Regions from separate parts of the Homo sapiens genome. Here region 2 is linked to region 1. The links are chromatin loops, found by intact Hi-C in ENCODE. Cell type or tissue: lower leg skin. All regions are shown on one strand. Links, peaks and the distances in the headings refer to the core of each region. The heading gives the core; the rest is flanking DNA.

What was found. A loop is a pair of places that touch in the nucleus more often than their neighbours do. Peaks named below come from ENCODE experiments on the same cell type or tissue, not always from the same donor. Only the 100,000 strongest peaks of a DNase experiment are listed, where the experiment ranks them.
Region 2: a loop joins it to region 1, with 19 times the contacts of the local background. A loop is called at or near these places in 3 of 110 quality-filtered maps.

What each region holds. Positions count from the first base shown.
Region 1 is chr15:49,173,846-49,179,237 of GRCh38, forward strand. All of the region lies in intron 1 of GALK2 (galactokinase 2), which reads left to right. It also overlaps the pseudogene RPL15P19. Among named protein-coding and RNA genes, the nearest start is that of GALK2, 6.3 kb to the left of the region's middle. In lower leg skin, for the core only: no CTCF peak of the experiment used is centred there; no DNase peak of the experiment used is centred there.
Region 2 is chr15:49,117,863-49,123,254 of GRCh38, forward strand. It overlaps COPS2 (COP9 signalosome subunit 2), which reads right to left. Exons shown (of 13, transcript NM_004236.4): 13 at 4,865-5,392. LOC124903489 (a long non-coding RNA gene) reads right to left here and starts at 2,001. Exons shown (of 2, transcript XR_007064629.1): 1 at 1,183-2,001. In lower leg skin, for the core only: no CTCF peak of the experiment used is centred there; no DNase peak of the experiment used is centred there.

The DNA.
Region 1 (5,392 bases), core at 291-5,290:
ATTCTCCTTGTCTCAGCCTTCCAAGTAGTTGGGATCACAGGAATGTGCCACCATGTCTGGCTAATTTTTGTATTTTTAGTAGAGACAGGATTTCACCATATTGGCCAGGCTGGTCTTGAACTCCTGACCTCAAGTGATCCACCCGCCTTGGTCTCCCTGGGATTACAGGCTGAGCCGCTGTGCCCCGGACTATTTCACTGTTTTTAAGGGCTGAGAGTATTTTGTAGTATGAATACCATTATTTAACCACTCAACATTTAGTACACTTAGATTTCTAATTTTTCTCTCTTGTAAACAATGCTGCAACAAACATCCTTGTGTACATATACATATGTACATATATGTATATATATTCTCTGAGCATTCTTGTGAATTTTTTAAAGCTCATTTATGAAAATGGAAGCAGAGCCAAAGGTAATAAACATTTAAAATGTTGATAGCTCCTGTCAAATGGCCCTGCAAAAAAGATGTTATTGGATTGCCTATTTCTTGCTTTTTTGTTTGTTTGTTTTGTTTTTAAGAGACAGTCTCACTCTGTTGCCCAGGCTGGAGTGCAGTGTCATGAACTCGGCTCACCACAACCACCACTTGCCGGGTTCAAGCAGTTTTCCTGCCTCAGCCTCCCAAGTAGCTGGGACTACAGGTGCTCACCACCACGCCAGGCTAATTTTTGTATTTTTAGTAGAGACAGGGTTTCACTATGTTGGCCGGGCTGGTTTCGAACTCCTGACCTCGTGATCTGCCTGCCTTGGTCTCCCAAAGTGCTGGGATTACAGGCATGAGCCACAGCACTTGGCCTATTTCTTGTTATTTTTAGAAACTCTTTTTATATGTGTGTATTTTTGTATTTGTATGTATTTTTAATAGAAACCATTTATTCTATATATATTATAAATATAGTTTCTAGTTTAACTTTATGACATCTTATGTAGACATTTTATAATTTATGCATTGTAGTATGTTGAATAATAATGATGATAGCATCTTTGTCTTCACCCTTATTTTAATATGTCATCCAAATGACCACCAGAATGGTGAGATAGTAGAAAGAAGAGCTTTATTGGCACTATCAGTTTGTAGACCAGAAGAGAGAGTCTGCAGTGTGGACTGAAGGTGTTCTAACTTCGAGTAGGGAAGAGGAAGTTTGGGTTTTAGGCCCCACAGAGTCTGTCTTATACAATAGAGTCATACATATTCAGTAGGTTTTGGGGAAAAGCTATACATATTTATGAGGGGAGCCAAGCACATGCGCAGTGGGTAAACATATATGTAACATACATCCCATGTTCCCTTCGTGGCAGGTTTTAGCATTAAAATGAGGTGGAATTTGGCTCACATAACAAGGTGAGCTATAGGACACAAAGACAGTTAGTGCACAGCCTTTATAGGCTGGCTGAAACTAGCTTAAGGTCTGCAGTTGTTTATCAGAAAAGAATGTTTGTAAGGCTGGTCCTCTGTCCAATCAGAGTTGTAGTGGCCTGGATCATAAGTCAGAGTTAGGAGGTGTCCAATAGCTGCTATTGCTAGGGGGTTTAGCAAGAGAGTGGTTTTACTTGTAGCCATGAGAATTTAGGAAGTTGTTACACCTCGACCTGTAACTTTTGTTACCTTAACTTTAGAGTCCCCCTTACCTGATAAAGGGACATCTACTTAAGTTTCTCAGATCACAAATGGGAATGCTTCTAATATTTTGCCATCAAATATGATGTTTGCTGTTTCTGGTAAACATCCTTTATTAAATTAAGGACATGCCCTTTTCTAGTAGGTGAGAAAAGAAAAATAGCTCTGAGCCATCTGAGGTATGTTAAGGGAGGCGACCACCTCTCATATTGTCTTATGCCCAATTTCTGCCTCCAAAAAAAGAAGTAAAAACTAAAAGGCAGAAATGAAATCCACAAGCAGACAGCCCAGTGCCACACCCTGGGCCTGGTAGTTAAAGATCAACCCCTGACCTTATCAGTTACTTGCATAAAAAAGCACTGTGAAGATCCCTGTCCTGTTCTGTTCCCTTCTAATTACCAGTGTATGCATCCCCCAGTCAAGTACCCCCTGCTTGCTCAATCGATCATGACCCTCTCATGTGGACCCCCTTAGAGTTGTGATCCCTTAAAAGGGACAGGAATTGCTCACTCGGGGAGCTCGGCTCTTGAGACAGGAGTCTTGCTGATGCTCCCGGCTGAATAAACCCCTTCCTTCTTTAACTTGGTGTCTGAGGGGTTTTGTCTGTGGCTTGTCCTGCTACAATGTGAGATATGCAAAGATTTATCAGGCCCAGAGAGACATGAATATGGCACTTTAGTCACATCCCTCGCCCTCCTTGCACCCATGTGCCAGGGGGCAATCATTTAAAGACCTTTTGTTCCTGACTTCCCCTGTTCCTGCTTCCCCTGTTATCTTGATGTTCCTGTAATCTGTGATACAAAGTACAGCCAATCAATAGGTTATGCTATTTTAATGTAAATTCTTGGTAAACAAGTTAGGAACCACCCCATTTTTTTCCTTTAAAAACCACTAGTAACTACTGCTAATCAGAGGGTATATTCATGTTAACTTGAATCTATGTTCCTGGGTTGCAATCTTCAAACTTGGCCCAAATAAACTCTGTATTAAGTTTGCCTCACTTTTTTTGTCTTTAGATCAACGCATGACAGAGATTTAAAAAATTTTATATTTTATTTTTAAAAATAAGGAATGGCTATGAAAATACATTTGTTTCTTATTTGGATTTTTTGAGAGGATCATGAAGTCATAGAATTTTCTTCTTTTTATTCTGTTAGCATAGTTCATTTAATCAACAGATTTCTGGTGCTGATTACCTTCATATTCCTGGAATGAACTCTGCTTGGTCACATAGGTTATTTTAGGTAATTACTGCATTAAATTTACCGACATTTTATTTAGGGTTTTTCTATCTATTTCCACAAGTGAGATTAGCCTATAGTTTGCTTTTGAGGGCCATTCTTGTCAAATGTAAGCATCTGGGTTAGACCAGCCTCCTAAAATGAGATGGGAAACTTTCCACAGCTTCTATTATTTAGAACCATTTATAAAAAGAAAATACCACTTTTTCCTTGAAGGTCCAACCAACTTGTTGTAACACTTTTTGGGCTTTGTTTCTGACAACTTTTCTATTTCTTTATTTTTAAACTCTTGTGTCAATTTTAGAAATTTGTATTTTTTCTAGAAAAATCAGCCATTTAAAAATTTTTAAATCTTTTTAAAATTTATGTTTGTCTATTATTTCTAGTATTGATTATGTTTAATGACACTCAAAGTTCTTTTTCTATATATTTTTTTAAATTGAAGAACCACCTTGTAATTTTTTTATCCAATCTGCTATTTTCCCCTGGTTCAATAAATTTTGCTTTTATCTGTTAATTTGCTTCTTCTAATTTATTTAACTACTTTTTGCTAGGTTCCTATGTTATATGCATACTTTATTTATTTTCATTATTTATTTTCTTTTTTTCTTTTAAATAATTTATGTTAAACCTATTGTATCACACAGTATGTTTTAAACACTGCCAGATAACTCCCTAATCAGATAAAGCAAAGACAAAAAAGTTTATCTTACTAGAAACAAGAGACATCATCACTTATAGTTTTCAAACATTATTGCACTTTAACTGTCATAATTTGACAAAGAATTCATGAAATAATCTACAGACTAGTTTTAACAGACAAATAATACTTGTAAGCAGACATGACTGTCCTAAATTGTTTTTTAGGTATCAACTTTACAAACATTACTTACATTAGTGGTAACGGTGGAGTTGGAGAGTATTGTGCCTTTTCCAAGATGCACAGTGAGAATCACCAGGAGTGTGGTGGAACTTATGACCCTACCAAGGCCACGGATCTTTCGGCCTGCAGATGTCAGCCCATGCATCACCCTTTGCTTGTGGACTGGTTTGGTGATCCACTGGGTGGCAGGATTTTTTCTGACAGCATTATGGAGTGGATGAATGAGGATAACTTCAAACATTTTGTATGTTGAATCTTCACCGAAGTGAGAACTCAGGACTCTTAGCCGGGCATGGTGGCTCACACCTGTAATCCCAGCACTTTGGGAGGCCAAGTTGGGTGGATCACTTGAGGCCAGGAGTTCGAGACCAGCCTGGCCAACATGGTGAAACCGCGTTTCTACTAAACAAAAATTACAAAATTACAAAAATTAGCTGGGTGTGGTGGCGCACACCTATAATCCCAGCTACTTGGGAGGCTGAGGCATGAGAATTAGTTGAACCCAGGAGGCAGAGGTTGCAGTGAGTGAGATTGTGCCACTGCACTCCAGCCTGGGTGACAGAGCAAGACTCTGTTTCAAAAAAAAAAAAAAAAAAAAAGAAATACTATATATATATATATATATATATATATATATAGAAATAAAATGTATAAATATGTCTATATGTATAAATAAAAATATATGTACATGTATATCATATATACATGTACATATATGTATGCACATATATGTATGTACATATATACATGATGTACATGTATATCATGTATACATGTATATATATGTACATATATATATATATGTGAATTCAGGACTCTTAGAACCCCACAGTGGCGTCCAGCTTTCTCGTCTTCAATGGACTTCAAGCATACTTTAGCTGGTTAACACCACAGTGGACAGGCTTGCCATAAGCTGCACCCTTAGGAACTGGGCATTTTCGGCCACCATGGTGCACACGAATCCTATATATAACGTAAACTTGCTTGGCCTTGTAGCCCTGTCGGTGCACTTTTTTGGGCTGGGTGGGATGTGGAGCCCTGTGGTAGAGCAGAGAGCTGTCAGTACTGCTAGCAGGGACTCTCCGAAGAAAGTGCATGGTATCAGACTGCTGCTTCCTCCACAGCTCCTGAATGTACTTGTATGCAGTTATCTTGGCTTACCTGATGGCTGTTGCCAGACGGAAAGGAAAGAGCCTTTCTCCCCCATTATTTATTTTCTTATATGAATAGAAGGCTAGAAAATTTTCTGAGTGCTATTACGGTTGTGCCTCATGGGTTTTGATATGTAGACCTCTCATTATTATTTTCAAAATAGCTATAGCTGTGGCCTTAATTTCCACTTTCCTTCAGCTTCTTGCTCATTAATTTGCTCTTTAACTCTTTTCATTCTTCTATTCAACCTATCTACTATTTTTATTTTCACCATCATAACCTCGTTTTCTAAGATCTCTAATATAATTTTAATTTTGTTTTTATGTTTAATTTTTGATCTTGGAGAAATTTATTGTGATGAAAGGAACAAAACAGAGATTCAAATTCACCCTCCTTTCCCAATGGTAATTACCAATCTTTGAAATTCCATCTCTAACATATATTAAATTCTCAAATATAACAGTAATAATAGTAATAACTAATAATTATTTTATAC
Region 2 (5,392 bases), core at 81-5,080, 56 kb before region 1:
TTAGTCAACCATATAATGCAGGTCGCCTGTTTCCTAGGTCTTTCTACTCTACCACACTCCTCTTTCCTGGGAAGCTGAAAGTGGCATCTATTAAGATAGCAACCTTGGGCACCGTGGCTCACGACTGTAATCCCAGCACTTTGGGAGGCCGAGGCGGGTGGATCACCTGAGGTCAGGAGTTCGAGAGCAGCCTGACCAACATGGTGAAACCCCATCTCTACTAAAAATACAAAAATTAGCTGGGTGTGATGGCAGATGCCTATAATCCTAGCTACTTGGGAGGCTGAGACAGGAGACTTGCTTGAATCCAGGAGGCGGAGGTTGCAGTGAGCCAAGATTGTGTCACTGCACTCCAGCCTGGGTGACGGAGTAAGACTCTTTCAAAAAAAAAAAAAAAAAGATAGCAACCTATTGCTAGAATTCATTGTTTTTTCCACAGAAGCACAATCTCACTCAACTGTTTCCTGATTTTCTATTGAGGAGAAATAGCCATTACTTCTGAGATATGATTGCCTGCAAATTTAATTATTCTTGCTTCATAAGCATTCAAATATGTAAAGCCAAGTATACTTTCAGATATTAGGTTGGCACAAAAGTAACTGCAGTTTTTTCCATTACCTTCAATAGCAAAACCTGCAATTACTTTTGCACCAACCTAATAAAACATGGTAATTTTAGATGTATTGTTATTCCACTGTGAATTTGAGATTACTCAAAATACAATCTTTCAATGTTGTTTATATTTGAACTGGTTTGTTTCTTCTAGACAAACCCAAACTTTTCTATAATTCATGATTTTTATATTAACATCTAGCTATAATGATATTCTGAGATATCACAAAAATTGATAAACCAAAAGGGCTTTGTTTACATATAAAAAATTCATTCTTCATCAACAAGGAAAAATTGACAGCTTTTGTGGGGACATACAAATGTTAGGTAAAGCAATGGATTTCAACAATTTTATAGTTAATAGGCATCAAAGAAAAACTTTAAAGTTAAATGCTTATAAATATACAGTGTTGGGCCAGGCACAGTGGCTCACTCCTGTAATCCCAGCACTTTGGGAGGCTGAGCCAGGCAGATAACCTGAGGCTAGGAGTTCAAGACAAGCCTGGCCAACACGGTAAAACCCCGTCTCTACTAAAAATTAAAAAATTAGCTGGGCGTGGTGGCACACACCTGTAATTCCAGCCACTTGGGAGGCTGAGGCAGGAGAATCGCTTGAACCCGGGAGGCGGAGGCTGCAGTGAGCCGAGATCGTGCCACTGCACTTCAGCCTAGGCAACAAGAGCGAGACTCCATCTGAAAAATAATAATAATAATAAAATATATATAAATACACACACACACACACACACACACACACACACACACACACACAGTGTTGGAAAGGAAACAAACTGGTTTTAAAATACTTTATAGGAAGAGACATTTTATAGAAAGCTGTTTGTTATTAATGTCTGGAGTTATAGTTGGCTTTATTTCAAAATTTCCTAAGTTATTCTACTTAACATTCAGAAGATGGAAAAAAGAACCAACTTTCAGGTAAGGACAAATACTGCATGATCATTTATGTGAGGTATCTAAGATAGTCAAACTCACTGAAGCAAAGAATAAAATGGTTACCAGGGGCTGGGGGGTGGGGAAATGGGGAGATGCGAATTAATTAGTATAAAGTCAGTTACGCAAGATGAAAAAGTTCTAGAGGTCTGCTGCGTAACATTGTGCCTGTACTTAACAATACTCTATTGTACACTTAAAAATCTCATGTTTAGTGTTCTTACTACCACCACAACCACCCAAAAAAAGGACTTTAAAAAAAAACCTTTAGGTCGGGCACAGCGGCTCATGCCTATAGTCCCAGCACTTTGGGAGGCAGAGGCAGGCAGATCACGAGGTCAGGAGAGTAATTTCATTTAAATAGTCATCCTTAATTTCTCACTATAAAGTTTGTTTGTTTTGTTTTGTTTTGTTTTTTGAGACGAGTTTTGCGATTGTTGCCCAGTCTGGAGTGCAGCAGCGCGATCTTGGCTCACTGCAACCTCTGCCTCCTGCATTCAAACGATTCTCCTGCCTCAGCCTCCTGAGTAGCCGAGACTACAGCTGTGCACCACCACGCCCAGCTAATTTTTGTATTTTTAGTAGAGATGGGGTTTCTCCATGTTGGCCAGAACCTTATAAATATACAGTGCTTATATATAAATGCTTATAAATATATAAATGCTTATAAATATATGCATATATATTTATATACATATATGCAGAACCTGGCCAACGTGGAGAAACCACATCTCTACTAAAAACACAAAAATTAGGTGGGCGTGGTGGTGCACAGCTGTAGTCTCGGCTACTCGGGAGGCTGAGGCAGGAGAATCGTTTGAATCTGGGAGGCAAAGGTTGCAGTGAGCCAAGATCACGCTGCTGCACTCCAGACTGGGCAACAATAGCAAAACTCGTCTCAAAAAACAAAACAAAACAAACAAAAAACCTTTAATTTATAGTGAGAAATTAAGGATGACTATTTAAATGAAATTACTCATAGTTAAATAGAAGAGCTGGAACATCTTCATCATTCCACTGAAAATGCTTATTAACATTACCAAAGACTTGCATCTTGCTAAATCCTAGGGCCCTTCTCTGCCCTTATTTAACCTCTCAGCAGCATTCAGTTAATACTTACTGTTTGAAATGCCTGTTTCTGTGACACCGCTCTCATTTATTTCCAAGCTCCTTGTCCACTGTCTTTTACCAAAAAATACTTTCTTAGTCTTCTCATTTCATTTAATCATACCACTGTCTACCAGTTACTCAGTAACAAATCCAAGAGCCATCCTTGATGTTTCTCTCCTTCATAACCCCCAATTTCAACTCATAAGCAAATCCTTGTCAGCCTTATCCTGATCTTACCCACTTCTCCTGTCCTAGTCCAAAAATCTCCATCATTTCACCCAGACTTCTGCAATGGACTCCTACTGTCTCTCGGCCCACACTCTTGCCCCATACAGTAATTTTTCCACATAATAGCCAGTATCATCTTTTAAATTTCCAGTCTTCCCAGTGTATTCAGAGTAAAATCTCAGCTAATTACCTCTAAGACTACACATAATCTGGTCCCCGCCCACTTCTAAAGTCTTAACATCATACCCTGCCTCGTTTGAATCTGAGATACCCATCTCTACGAATATGCACTTAACCTCTGCCTGAACTGCTCTTCCTCTAGATCTGCATGTCCAGCTTCTTTCCTCATTTAAGTGTGAAATAAACTTTTATTGATAGGATTTTTCTCTAAAATCAACTTGTGTATCTGCCTCTCCCCATACAGCTAAGCTCTTTGAGCACAAGGATAATTTATTCCATATGGTATTCTTCAACTTTAGAATGGTCCCTAGCACATGGTAGGCACAATAAATACCTGTCTCAATAGATTAAGCGGTTAGAGAAAGGATATAACCCTTTTAGTATTCTAGCATGTTTGAATTCCTTTCTTTACCTGTTGGTGGTAAAGACGGTAATAATGACAGTGACTTAAGTTTTAACAACCAACCTTACCTTACCCAATTAGTACATTAGTTTATCATCTATATTTAGTCCCAAAACTTGAGACAACGTCTGTCACCCAGGCTGGACTATAGTGGCATGATCATGGCTCACTACAGCCTCAACCTCCGTGGGCTCAGGTGATCCTCCCACAACAGCTCTGGAGAAGCTGGGACTATGACTCGTACCATCATGCTGGCTAATTTTTATATTTTTTTGTAGAGATGGGGTTTCACCATGTTGCCCAGGCTGGTTTCAAACTCCTGGGCTCAAGTGATCTGCCCACCTTGGTCTCCCAAAGTGCTGGGATTACAGAAGTGAGCCACCTTGCCTGGCCACAAAACTTATTTTTTGAGTTAGGTAACTCTTCTTCAGTTGAAGACCACTAACCTACAGTGGTTCATAATCCGAGGCTTAAAATAGGTTTCTGGAAAGAAAGAAAAAAATTCCATTCATTACTCTAAAAATTGAGAGTTGGGAATATAAAACCATTAAGTACCACAAATAAAATAACTCAAATGTCAGATGTATATTGCTTATGTAGTTTCTTGCTGGGCTAATGCTATCAACATAATACCACCTACCACTGCTGTGTGAAATGCAGCTGAAATAGAAGTAGCTAATCTGTTTCACTCCTCTTCTACTCCCACAACTTGGAAGGCCAAAGGATTTGCAATGACAATTTGCAGTGACATTAGTTTTAGACACTTACATTGGAACCTTGGTTATACGGCTATTAGTCTGAAAGTTCTTTTGACTTTCAAGAGCTGTCTGATTGTGTTATCACTGTACTTTGAGATTAGGGTGGTCCATTCCACCAGGTGAATGTTACATCTGAGAACATTATTTTTAGATATATAATAAATTCACAAGTGGTTTCTTAGATGTTGCAGTCCTTAAATAGTTCATTTTAAAGCACCATAACAAGGCTTACAAAGCTTGGGAGAGAACATTTCTTACCCCACGTCTTTCCTTGGCTTAATTTCCTGCTTTAAAGTGTTTAATTTTATACTGAAGGAATAATTCCTGAGACATTTGTTTGAAACATGAATTGTTCCAGGTCAGATAATTAAACAGCTCAGGAGAGAACAGCTCCTCCATGAATGCTTCAAAGCATAATAAAAAGGTAATCTTAAACATGGAAAATACTAAAATCCTTTCAAACCAAATGAACAAGATTTTCAGTACTTTAGAGAAGCATTCTTAAAACATTCAACAGCTATTTTACAGAAGTATACATTTTTGAAGTACTAGATCAAACATAAAGTTACTGTGCTGATCTTGAGCATTGTAACTAATGTTAACACAGTAAATACTTAAGAAGTAGATTACGTATTTTTTATTACCAATAAGGAATGTGCACTTCCAGATAAATAAAAAAACCCTTGAGTATTTAAGCCTTACAGCATCTTATGACACATCCTGCACATATAATCAGTTCTCAATTATTAATTGGTGGAACTGACCATTTCAGGCAGACATCCTGTTACATTCCTAATCACCTACTACTTCCTTCCCACCTAGTGTTAGCTCAAGGAATTTGATACCTTTTATATTAGCTTATCATAAACAAAATGGAGAAAATTTATAATGCAACCAATTATGTAACACATTGCAAAACCAAACAACTTTCTATTTTCCATGTCATTGCTCCATTTCTTGAAATATATTTTAATTTTCTTCAGTGTTATTTAAAATAGATGCATAAAAATTTATTACTGTCGTAAACAGTAAGGGATAGGCAAACATTTGAACAGAAATTAGATACTCAACACTTGGCATTAATATGTTGCTAATAAGCATGCCAAAACTTTTGACAACTTCATGGGATGACGCTAGAGATTACTTTTTC